2 separate regions of the Homo sapiens genome follow, and region 2 is linked to region 1. Evidence: read pairs that join two places in POLR2A ChIA-PET (ENCODE). Cell type or tissue: OCI-LY7. All regions are shown on one strand. Each heading gives the region's core, and the rest is flanking DNA. Links, peaks and the distances in the headings are about the cores only. Region 1 overlaps CDK14 (cyclin dependent kinase 14). Region 2 overlaps CDK14 (cyclin dependent kinase 14).

Region 1 (5,386 bases), core at 193-5,192:
CCAGGCTGAAGTACAGCGGCACGATTATGAGTTACAGCAGGCTGGACCTCCCAGCTTCAAGTGATCCTCCCACTCAGCACCTCAGCCTGCTGAGTAATTGGAACCACAGGTGCATGCCACCATGCCCAGCTAATTTTTGTATTTTTTGTAGAGACAGGATTTTGCCATGTTGCCCAGGTTGGTCTCAAACTCTTGGGCTCAAGTGATCCACCCTCCTTGGCCTCCCAAAGAGCAGGGATTACAGGTGTGCACCACCGCTGCTGGCTCAGCCTACTCCTTTTTATGAAATAAATGTCCTCATCCCTACATGTTGTGTTTCCTGGTTGTATGCCCTCAATTATCCTGGATAATAATTTGTCTGCATCTCAGTTGTTGCTTCCCCATTAGTTCAATTACAAACCCTTGTTTCAAATTATCCTGGATAATAATTTGTCTGCATCTCAGTTTTTGCTTCCTCATTAATTCAATTACAAACCCTTGTTTCAAAAGACTTGTGTCTGCATTAAAACAGATACTGGTTTTCTATATATCAACCATACATATGGTTTCTACATACATATACATGCACATTTATGTATTTATTACTTATTTATTCAGGTGATATCTAAAATGCATGGGCATTCACATGGGCACGGCACAGTTTTTCATTTTTACACCCTAAGCAGAAACACAACTGGAGTTCTGATGTGGTGTCATGCCTCAAGTGTGTAGCATGGAGAAGATCCGGATGTAAAAGTGATTTTATTATGACCACATCCACGAAATAACAGTATCACAGAGTTCCAAATGTATAGCACTAATATGATCTGAGAAATGTGAATTAAATTATAAGACCTCAATGGCAGACATAAAATCCTTGGGATAGCATCAAGAAGAAAGGCAAATGGCACTGAGAAAAGATGTGAGGATTTTCTCTCTTCCTGGTGTCAAAATGCCATTGAGGACAGAGGCTACAATCCCATGACTATCAAAAAACTGCTTAAGAAGCTAAGTCTCATTTGCAAAAACTTACCTAAGTTTCTGAATAAACTCTGAAAAGGAAAAAAAAAACAAAACAACAACAACAACAGAAAACATATTTTCTAGTTGGGGGTTATAAGTGAGTTTTATTGCTTTTAGGGACTTTGTCCCAGCTTTCCAAATTTTCACTTAGTTTGAAAAATTAGGAAAATCTCAAAAGGAAGAAAACCCTCTTAAAAGAGCCTGCCAAATAAACATACAGAAATAATTTTTAATTACATTTGACAGTTTTAAATCTAGAAAACCTTTGCCACTTATGTAGTACATACTTGAAAATACTCAAATAAAAAGTATTTGTTAAGTAATATACTTCTTTTGTCTCACTCTACATACACCTAAGAAATAAAATAGGAAGCAGGCCCTTGGGAAAGAATGGTTAACAGTGCTGGATATTCGACAATAAATATTTAGGACAAATAAAGGATAACCAACTGAAGACATTAAAAACTGAAATTAAAATGTGTATCCCTATATAATTTAATTGACTTTCCTGTGGCATTGTTTTAGTATTTGCCTTTTCAAGCTAATACTGATATAATTTAGATCATTCCAAAACCATGTGTGCATCGCTCTTCAATAACAGAAAGAAAACCAAAAAAAGGCTTTTGGCTAAAGAAGATTCATCATAGATCATTTAACAGTTCAGTATCACTGGGTGAGAGTGAAATCAGGTTCACTACAAACATGCATAAGTCACAGGGATATTAACAACTCTGAAATGCTTTAACCTACTCTGCAACCCTTTTGTATTCGGTAACATAGTGACAACAGCAGCACCCAAATATTAGTCGAATCCTTTTTGCCATCCCTTGTGGAATGCTTTCCCTGAGTGTTTATTAAAATAGGATAGGTTCCTGTTTCTTAAAAAGAAGTAGAACCGAATTGTTTGGAATGGCCAGCACATTTTTTCTCTCTTCCTGGGGAATGGTTTTTCCACCCCACGCCATCCACTGCAGTCTAAGGAGGGCTGCACCTTATCCAGGAACAGACAAGGAATCCAACTTAGAGTAATCCTTCCCTGGGACTTTTTCAGCCAGAGCTCAGTTGCGCCCCTCCCCTCCACCCTTGATGGTAGCAAAGCAGAGAAAGCATTCGCTTAGAGGCAGCCAGTGGCAGTGTCTCTCGACCTGTAAAGAAGCTCAACTCAGACCCTAAAGCCATCAGGTAGTAAAATTAGGAGATGAGGGTAGCATAGAGACAGACAGCACTGATAACATGGAGATAGCACCCGCTGAGGTGCTAGCTCTGCTGGATGCCTGACTTTCTAAAGCGCAGTTGTTCAGCTCTTGTTTCTATCCTGCAATACTTCTCTTCCCAATAAATCTATTTCTTTCTTTAGCCACTTCAAGTTGATTTTCAGCTCCTTATAATCAAGAGTGCTGGTACCCATGGGGATACATGTACAGAAAGGATACGGAGCTACTGTGAACCACTAACACCAGAAGTAGAATAAATAACTTAATAGATGTCTTGTTTTAAACTCTAGGAAAGGGAGATACAAGATAGATGTTAACTTATATAATGGTAGGAAAGGATGGGTTTAATAGCAGTCAAGGTTTTTACAAAGCTACTTCACACACTTAACTATATAAAAATTTGTACTAAATTGAGTATTATTATATTAACATTTTTATTCTTATAATTTATAGAGGAAAGCCATAGAACATTAGCTACTAATCAGTTATCTGAACTTGCAGGAAGCCTGAATGCTTTGACCAATTAGTTTAACCAGACATCCAAGTTGCTGTGGTAACACATGCTCAAATTTTAGGCACAGTACCTAATGGGAAATAAACTGACTATCCTTATAGATACCACCTACAAATTGTTGGTAAATACTGCCACACATAAGTAGCTAAGAAATGTGATAAAAAATGTGAAACTGAAAGTGGTTTGTTGCACCGATCCTGACCTTTAAAGGCTTCTGGCCACGAAGGAAAAAGGGTTATTAAAAATTAAACAAGTAATATCGAGGGGATTTTGGAAAAAGCCAAAGAAGTACACTAGGGATTTGTGGAATATGTAAAGAAAGTGCTAAGAAGACATTGTAAAGTAAACTACATTTTCTGTATTTCACGACTGAAAGATTTTTTCTGTGTTCTATTCATTTACCAACCATTTATTGAGTTTTGTATTAATCACTACAGGAGGTATAAAGATGAACGAGACACAACTGCTGCTCTCACAGATACTTATACAAATAAATATAATATGAAAATAATTGTCATAGAAAAGGTAAGAGAAAAATACTATGGGAGTTCAAGTTGAGAAGGCCTCAGAATGACAGATCAGGCAAAATTGGCAGATTTTCACTTTAGGTAATCAAATTCTGAATACTAGAGTCACAGAGAATTCAATAAGTAAAATGCTGGGGGTTGGAGATGCATGTATATCCACAGACTGGCAATGATCACTCTTAGCACCAGAGTTATTATCTATATATGGATGTAATTTGATAATTCAACAAAGAACTTTTGTAATATCATAGGAGCACAGCCTAGAAGATTCGAATGATTTCTGTAATTTGAACCTTTATGAATAAAGGTTCTTTTCTCCCCTCTGGTAGAAGATTATCTGGATGGACTCCAGGGTCTCCAAGTACTCTGCCAAGTACTCCAAGTACGGTTTGAACATATGGTTCAAAGATGTGTTTTATCAGGCCAGGCACAGTGGCTCACGCCTGTAATCCTAGCACTTTGGGAGGCCAAGGTGGCCGGACTGCGAGGTCAAGAGATTGAGATCATCCTGGCCAACATGGTGAAACCCCGTCTCTACTAAAAATACAAAAATCAGCTGGGCATGGTGGTGCATGCCTAAAATCCCAGCTACTCGGGAGGCTAAGGCAGGAGAATCACTTGAACCAGGGAGTCGGTGGTGGCAGTGAGCCAAGATCACACCACTGCACTCCAGCCTGGCGACAGAGACATATTTTTTCCTAGTTGCCCTGGACACAGACAACCAAACTTTTTTTCCACCTATGTTAAGAAAAATATAGCTTTGGGGACTGTTACAACAGCTAGTCACCAGGAACTTGGAGACCATCTTTACACCTCTCTCTTCCTCTCCCCAATATTTATTCTAATTTAGGGAAAGTAAAGTTTTACTTATCACAATACAAAGGCCTAATAGATTAACTTAGTTTTATCAGTCCTCCCCTGAAGCACATGATTCCCTCAATAACCACTGTTTCTCTTAATCATTTAGGAAAGATTCAGCTCACATGAAACACAGAGGTACCTTCTGCCTGACCCCATCATAACTAGTTCCGTCTAAGGGCACCTAGTAATTGCAGCCCTGGCAGGACCACCTGAATGCAAGGAATCACAATGCAGCATGGATCCACCTTGTTTCAGAGATTTCCTGCCACACCCACCAAGGTTATTTAACTCAGAACTCTAAGGTTTAAAACAGGTTTGATAAGGAGGAAAGAGAAAACATCACAGATGAAGCCATATAAACAGGTGCACTGGGGCACTAACTTCAACATAAAGTCAGATGCAGAACAGCTAGATTAAGAATAATGTAAACTCAAGGATCAGACAAATCTGTGTTCCTGATCCAAGCCTTGGGCAAGGTACCAATCTTATGGGAATACTTAGAATAGTTCCTATACCTAAGAGGGTTGCTGCAGGGCTAAATGATGTACAAACTACTTAGAATAGTGTTCAGTAAAGCAAGCGTTATTGCAATCCAGTGATAAGCATAATGTATGTTTAAGTGTGATCAGGCACTAAGCTGTTAGGAACCACAGACTCCCATCCTGGGTCCTGTACTTCTGCAGGAGGGCTTGTACTTGTCTTGGTTCTCTTGGTTCAGATCAGTCTGGCACTTTCTTCTGTATCAGCCATGGGCTGTCAGACTCATTTTCTCAGTCACTCCTTAATTTTATCAGTTCCTGTCAATTCTTCTCCAGTATTCCTGTTTCTATTGACTTTGCAATTTGCTTTTGCACTATTCCATAAAAATCAAACACTTTTTAAACAGCCATAGGGAGCTACCCTACAGGCCTTCTTGATATTTCCTTTGACTAAAGGTGAAAGGAGCTATTTATAGTTTATAAAAGTTTTAATGAAAAAGTTCAGTGCACAGTCTCTTCTCTCTCTGTGGATTTTCTTCCTTTCTCACTGTCATATTTCCCCTTGTAACTACAAAGCTGCAGGGTAAGAGTCGAGAGAGAACTGAGAACCCATGGTTACATAATGAAGTATCAAAGATAAGGTTTACCAAACAGATTAGAAAGGTGACAAGAGTTTTTACCACCATCAGCACACACGAGGAAAATTTAGTGAGTAGCAAATGCTAGAAGAGGGGAACACTCATCAAGAGTCAATTTTGCCAAAGCAAGCAAATAACTCTTCAAATAAAG
Region 2 (5,386 bases), core at 177-5,176, 56 kb before region 1:
AGCAAGCTGTTTTTCCTCTAAATGGCATGTGAAGTCTGAGAAAATCAAAAGCAGCTATAGACTCACATACCCCCTAGATTCAGTAGGAAAGAAAGGAGAGGACCCTGCCCCAGGGAGAGCAAAGACTCATACCCACTCACTACTTGAGGTAGGGTGCAGAACCTGGGGGACTCAGGTGTGATCTACCAGCAGATCAAAGTACATTGAGGAGAATATGGGTCCCACTATGTCTCAACTTTGGGTCTTGAGGTTGTGAGAGGTAGTAGCTCTTATTTTCAACAACCAGGTATTCATGGGTGCCCTTGCATAAGCAAACCACCAATCCTCCCAGATCATATTGCTTAAAGCCAATTCCACTTCAATACTCAAACAAAACACTTTTGCTTAACCAAAACTACCACAATAATCAAAGTGAATCTGTTTACTTTTAGCTTAAGGCCCTCAAAGTTCAACAAATTTAGTGGAGAGTCTGATAACCAATGAGTGAATATCTCATTATATTTGCTTGGGGGGAAGGAGTAAGCCCCAAAAGGGAACAGTGCCAAGGATTCCACAAAGACACATAGTGATGAGGGAAGCTTGATTTAAAAGCACACAAAGATGTGGCTTCTAAACTCAATCAGTGGCCACTGGAGAGAAAACATTTAAAATACTTTAGTCAACATCATCCTCTCTTCATTCCCTTTGAAACCCCACACCATTTTACCTGGATGTTTTTGTTTTACGATTTTTTTTTTTTTTTTTAGACAGAGTCTCGCTCTGTCACCCAGGCTGGAGTGCAATAGTGCAATCTCGACTCACTGCAACCTCTGCCTCCCGGGTTTGAGTGACTCTCGTGCCTCAGCCTTCCGAGTAGCTGGGATTGTAAGTGCATGCCACCACACCCAGCTGATTTTTCTATTTTTAAGAGGGACAGGCTTTCACCATGTTGGCCAGGCTGGTCTCGAACTCCTGGCCTCAGGTGATCCACCCGCCTTGCCCTTGCAAAGTGCTGGGATAGCAGGCACGAGCCACTGTGTACCTGGGCCTTTCTCACTACGTTCTAGCTTATATAGAATATAGTATTGATACATCTTCATTTATATAGAATTACTTATGTATTTGTACCATCTCCCTTCAAGATTAAGTTTCCCGAGGGCAGAATCCTCATCTGAGTCACCTCTTTTTCACCGACAGCATAAAAAAGGCATAATTATAAACAATACAATGAATATTCATCACTAGTTGAATAAGTTCAAAAAATATTAACACATCTCTGAATATACAGAAGTCCTTGGTAAACTGAGAGGTAAAAAGATGATTTCAAGGTGCTGAATTAAAGACATTTTAAAATGCCATATATTTTAATTTTCCAAAGTATTATACGATGCATAATTTTTTAATCCTATATTAAATGCTACAGGAATTTAGAAGAGAGAACATAATCAGAAAACCAAACCAGAAGAGAGATCAGCAGTCAGCAGTCAGAAGTAATGATAACTGCCACCCCCCATCTAAACATAAAAACAGAGAGAGAGAGAGAGAGACAAAGAGACAGTGAAAGACAAAGACAGAGAGAGAGACAGAGAAGAAATCTGGAGAACACTGATCAAAAAACAAAAACTTTCTACTCAAATATGAGAATGTGGTAAGTTCAAAGCTTTTTCTTAAAAGCATATTTGTGAGTTTTGTATGTTGATGTGAACAGGGTTAACCAGCCATTTGTTAGAAGCCAAGCTCACTACAAAGCAGACTACCTGTATAGGAATCTCAGTTAACTTCTCTCCAGTGTATGTGTTCCTACATGGATAAGAGATCCAAAAGAATCAAGAATAATTAAAAACACTTTCTATTCCTCCTCAAGCTTCTAAACTATGCCTAATAGCAACTACTCCACAATCAAGAATTACACACACCCACTGGGCATGGTTGCTCATGTCTGTAATCCCAACATTTTGGGAAGCCGAGGTGGGTGGATCACTTTAGTTCAGGAGTTCGAGACCAGTCTGGGCAACATGGCAAAACCCCGTCTCTACAAAAAAATATGAAAATTAGCTGGGTGTGGTGGCACGTGCCTGTAGTCCCAGCTACTCGGGGGTGCTGAGGCATGAGAATCGGTTAAGCCTCAGCGGCAGAGGTTGCAGTGAGCCAAGACTGCATGCACCACCGCACTCCAGCCTGGGCGACAGAGTGAGACCCTGTCTCAAACAAAAAAAAAAAAAAGAATTACACAAATCTCTTGATGGGGCAAATAAATATCCTTTGTTTGTACTTTAAAAAGAACCAATAGGTAAAGGATGAATGACACGTATTACAGGCAGAAAAAGAACAACACTGTCATGAATGCAATGCCAAGTTAGTGAGGTTTGACACTAGTAAGTGTTATGGATTGAACTGTTCAAAAAGATATGTTGAAGTTCTAACCCCAAGCACCTCAGAATGCATTTTTTTTTGAAATGAGTCATTTATGGAGGCAATCAAATCAAAATGAGATCATTAGGGTGGACCTTAATCAAATATAACTCATGTCCTGACAGAAAGGGAAAACTTGGACACAGACACACACAGACACACACACACACACACACACACACACACACACACACACACTGGAAGAATGCCATGTGGAGAAGGCAACAAGAGGGGTGATGCACCTGCAAGCCAGGAATGCCCAAAATTGCCAGCACACCACCAGAAGCTAGGACAGAGGCATGGAACAGATTCTCCCTAACAATCCTCAGAAGGAACCTACCCTGCAGACACCTTGATTTCAGACTTCTAGCCTCTAGAACTGAGAAAGTACATGTAGCTTAAGCCACCCAGATTGTGGGACATTGTTATTTCAAGCCCTAGCAAACTAATACAATGAAGCTTATGGTAAAATCCAAACATGACACCTGTAAACCAACACATATGTGTAAAATGCTCACAAACTGAAAATCACAAGTATCTCTACAAATGCCAGACAGCTTCACTGCAAGATAATGAGAGCTGTTTCTGGGGAGGATGCAAAAGATTATGTTTAAAGATGGCAGGTGGGATGCAGACATTTATGAGAGAATGGTGAGGAGTATTGGAACAGGGATCCCAACAATTAGTTGGCTATTTAAATTATATAGCACTATAGGGACACACCAAACTTAGCTCTCAAGTCCTGCTATATGACATGTAGCTGTTATTCTTCAGCCTGACTTAGCCACCTTAAAGCAAGCAAAGCCAGGGAGCCTGTCATCTCTTAAAGCAGGTAACTAGGCAATGGCTTTCCTCTCCACCTGGAGGAAAGGAAGTACTACATGTGACCAGGAGGCTTGAAACTGCTCAAGAAATGCTAACAAGATAAATTAATACCTACTAGAGTGAAAACTATTAACCGTCCAGAACAATCTTTCTCAAAGATTATAGGTACTTTTAAAGTCTTTCTTTTATTCAGGCATAATAAATGAAAAATTCTTCAACTATCTCCAAGATTTTGAAATAAATCTTCAAGATAAAAATTTAATAGAGTTATTAACACATCTGGAGATCAGCTGAGCACATCTTCAATGGATAGGAACTTCCAAGTGGTTCGTTTTCTTATAAAGAAATAGTGTTTGCTTCTATTTGAGTCATAATTAAAACAAGTCAGAGTATATGTGAGAACTATTTGGAATATTCAGAGAGGATCACATCTTTCCAAGGTCTTGCACTATGGAAGCAGTAATGGTGTACTGATTAGGAAAATGATAGCTTCAAGCCACCAGATGGGAATGAGCTAAACAAACTTTGCCACTAACTACCTGTGTGAACATAGGCAAGATGCTAAACCTCTCTAAGCCCTAAGATTCCTGACTGTTAAATGAAGATGACAATAATGGGACCCACCTCATACGGCATTGTGAGGAGTAAATGAGACAAAGGGATGTACTATATTGTACACAAAATAATTGCTTAATAAAGGGTAGTTATCATGTTATTGACACTAAATTTAGTACAAGTAATTTTTATATGGTAAAGTACTGCTATTTTTCTTTAGGAAAGAAAATTAAAATATGGGGCACAACCCCTATTAAAATTAACTCAATCATTTAGACCATTACTTTGACATTCCAAAATTCTCAAGCAATATGGTTATTAACAGTCCTCTGGATTTTGTTTTTTATCCCTTATCATGCTGACTATTCATTCAAATTTTCTTAAAAAAATACTTTTTAAGTAATTTCAACTTTCATTTTAGATTACGGGGCTACATGTACAGGTTTATCATATTAGTATATTGCATGATTCTGAGGTATGGGATATGAATGATCCTGTCATGCAGGTAGTAAGTATAGTACCCAAAGGTTTTTCAACCCTTTTCCCCCTTCCTTAGCAACCCCACTCAGCAGTCTCCAGTGTCTATTGTTCCCAACTTATGTCCAAGTGTACCCAATGCTTAGCTCCCACTTACAAGTGAAAACATGCAATATTTGGTTTTCTGTTCCTGTGTTAATTCACTTAGGATAATGGCCTCCAGCTGCATCCATGATGCTGCAAAGAACACGATTTCATTCTTTTTAATGGCTGTGCAATATTCTGTGGTGTATATGTACCACATTTTTTTAATCCAATTCACTACTGATGGGCATGTAGGTTGACTCCACAGCTTTGCTATCGTGAATAGTGCTGTAATTAACATAAAACTGCATGTGTCTTTTTGGTAGAACAATTTCGTTTCTTTTGGATATATACCCAGTAATGAGACTGCTGGGATGAATGACAGTTCCTGTTTTAAGTTCTTTGAGAAATCTCCAAACTGATTTCCACAGTGGCTGAACTAATTTACATTCTCACCAGCAGTGTATAAGCGTTCCCTTTTCTACACAGCCTTCCCAGCACCTGTTTTTGACTTTTAATAATAGCCATTCTAACTGATTTGAGATGGTATCTCATTACGGTTTTGATTTGTATTTTTCTGATGATTAGTGAGTGGAGCATTTCTTCATGTTTGTTGGCCGCTTGAATGTCTTCTTTTGAGAAGTGTCTGTTTCTGTTCATGTATTTTGCTCACTTTTTATGGAGTTATTTGGTTATTGCTCGTTAAATTGTGTAAGTTCCTCAGAGATTCTAGATATCAGATCTTTGTCAGATACACAGTTTCTGAATATTTTCTCCCATTCTGTTTACTCTGTTGATAGTTTATTTTGCTGTGCAGAAACTCTTCAATTAGGTCCCACTTATCAATTTTGGCTTTTGTTGCAATTGCTTTTGTGAACTTAGTCATAAATCGTTTCCAAAGGCCGATGCTCAGACGATGTTTCCTAAATTTTCTTCTAGGATTCTTAGAGTTTCGAGGTCTTACGTTTAAATCTTCAATCCATCTTGAGTTAATTTTTATATATGGTGAAAGGGAGGGATCCACTTTCATTCTCCTGCATATGGACAGCCATCT

What was found. Peaks named below come from ENCODE experiments on the same cell type or tissue, not always from the same donor. Only the 100,000 strongest peaks of a DNase experiment are listed, where the experiment ranks them.
Region 2: POLR2A ChIA-PET joins it to region 1 with 12 read pairs; 6 of 35 experiments call an interaction of 5 or more read pairs at or near these places.

Annotation. Positions count from the first base shown.
Region 1 is chr7:90,698,684-90,704,069 of GRCh38, reverse strand. All of the region lies in intron 2 of CDK14 (cyclin dependent kinase 14), which reads right to left. Among named protein-coding and RNA genes, the nearest start is that of CDK14, 110 kb to the right of the region's middle. In OCI-LY7, for the core only: no CTCF peak of the experiment used is centred there; no DNase peak of the experiment used is centred there; H3K4me3 peaks cover 599 bases.
Region 2 is chr7:90,754,413-90,759,798 of GRCh38, reverse strand. All of the region lies in intron 4 of CDK14 (cyclin dependent kinase 14), which reads right to left. Among named protein-coding and RNA genes, the nearest start is that of CDK14, 160 kb to the right of the region's middle. In OCI-LY7, for the core only: a CTCF peak has its summit at 3,245; DNase peaks (open chromatin) are centred at 2,108, 2,848, 3,228 and 4,778; H3K4me3 peaks cover 3,276 bases; H3K27ac peaks cover 4,712 bases.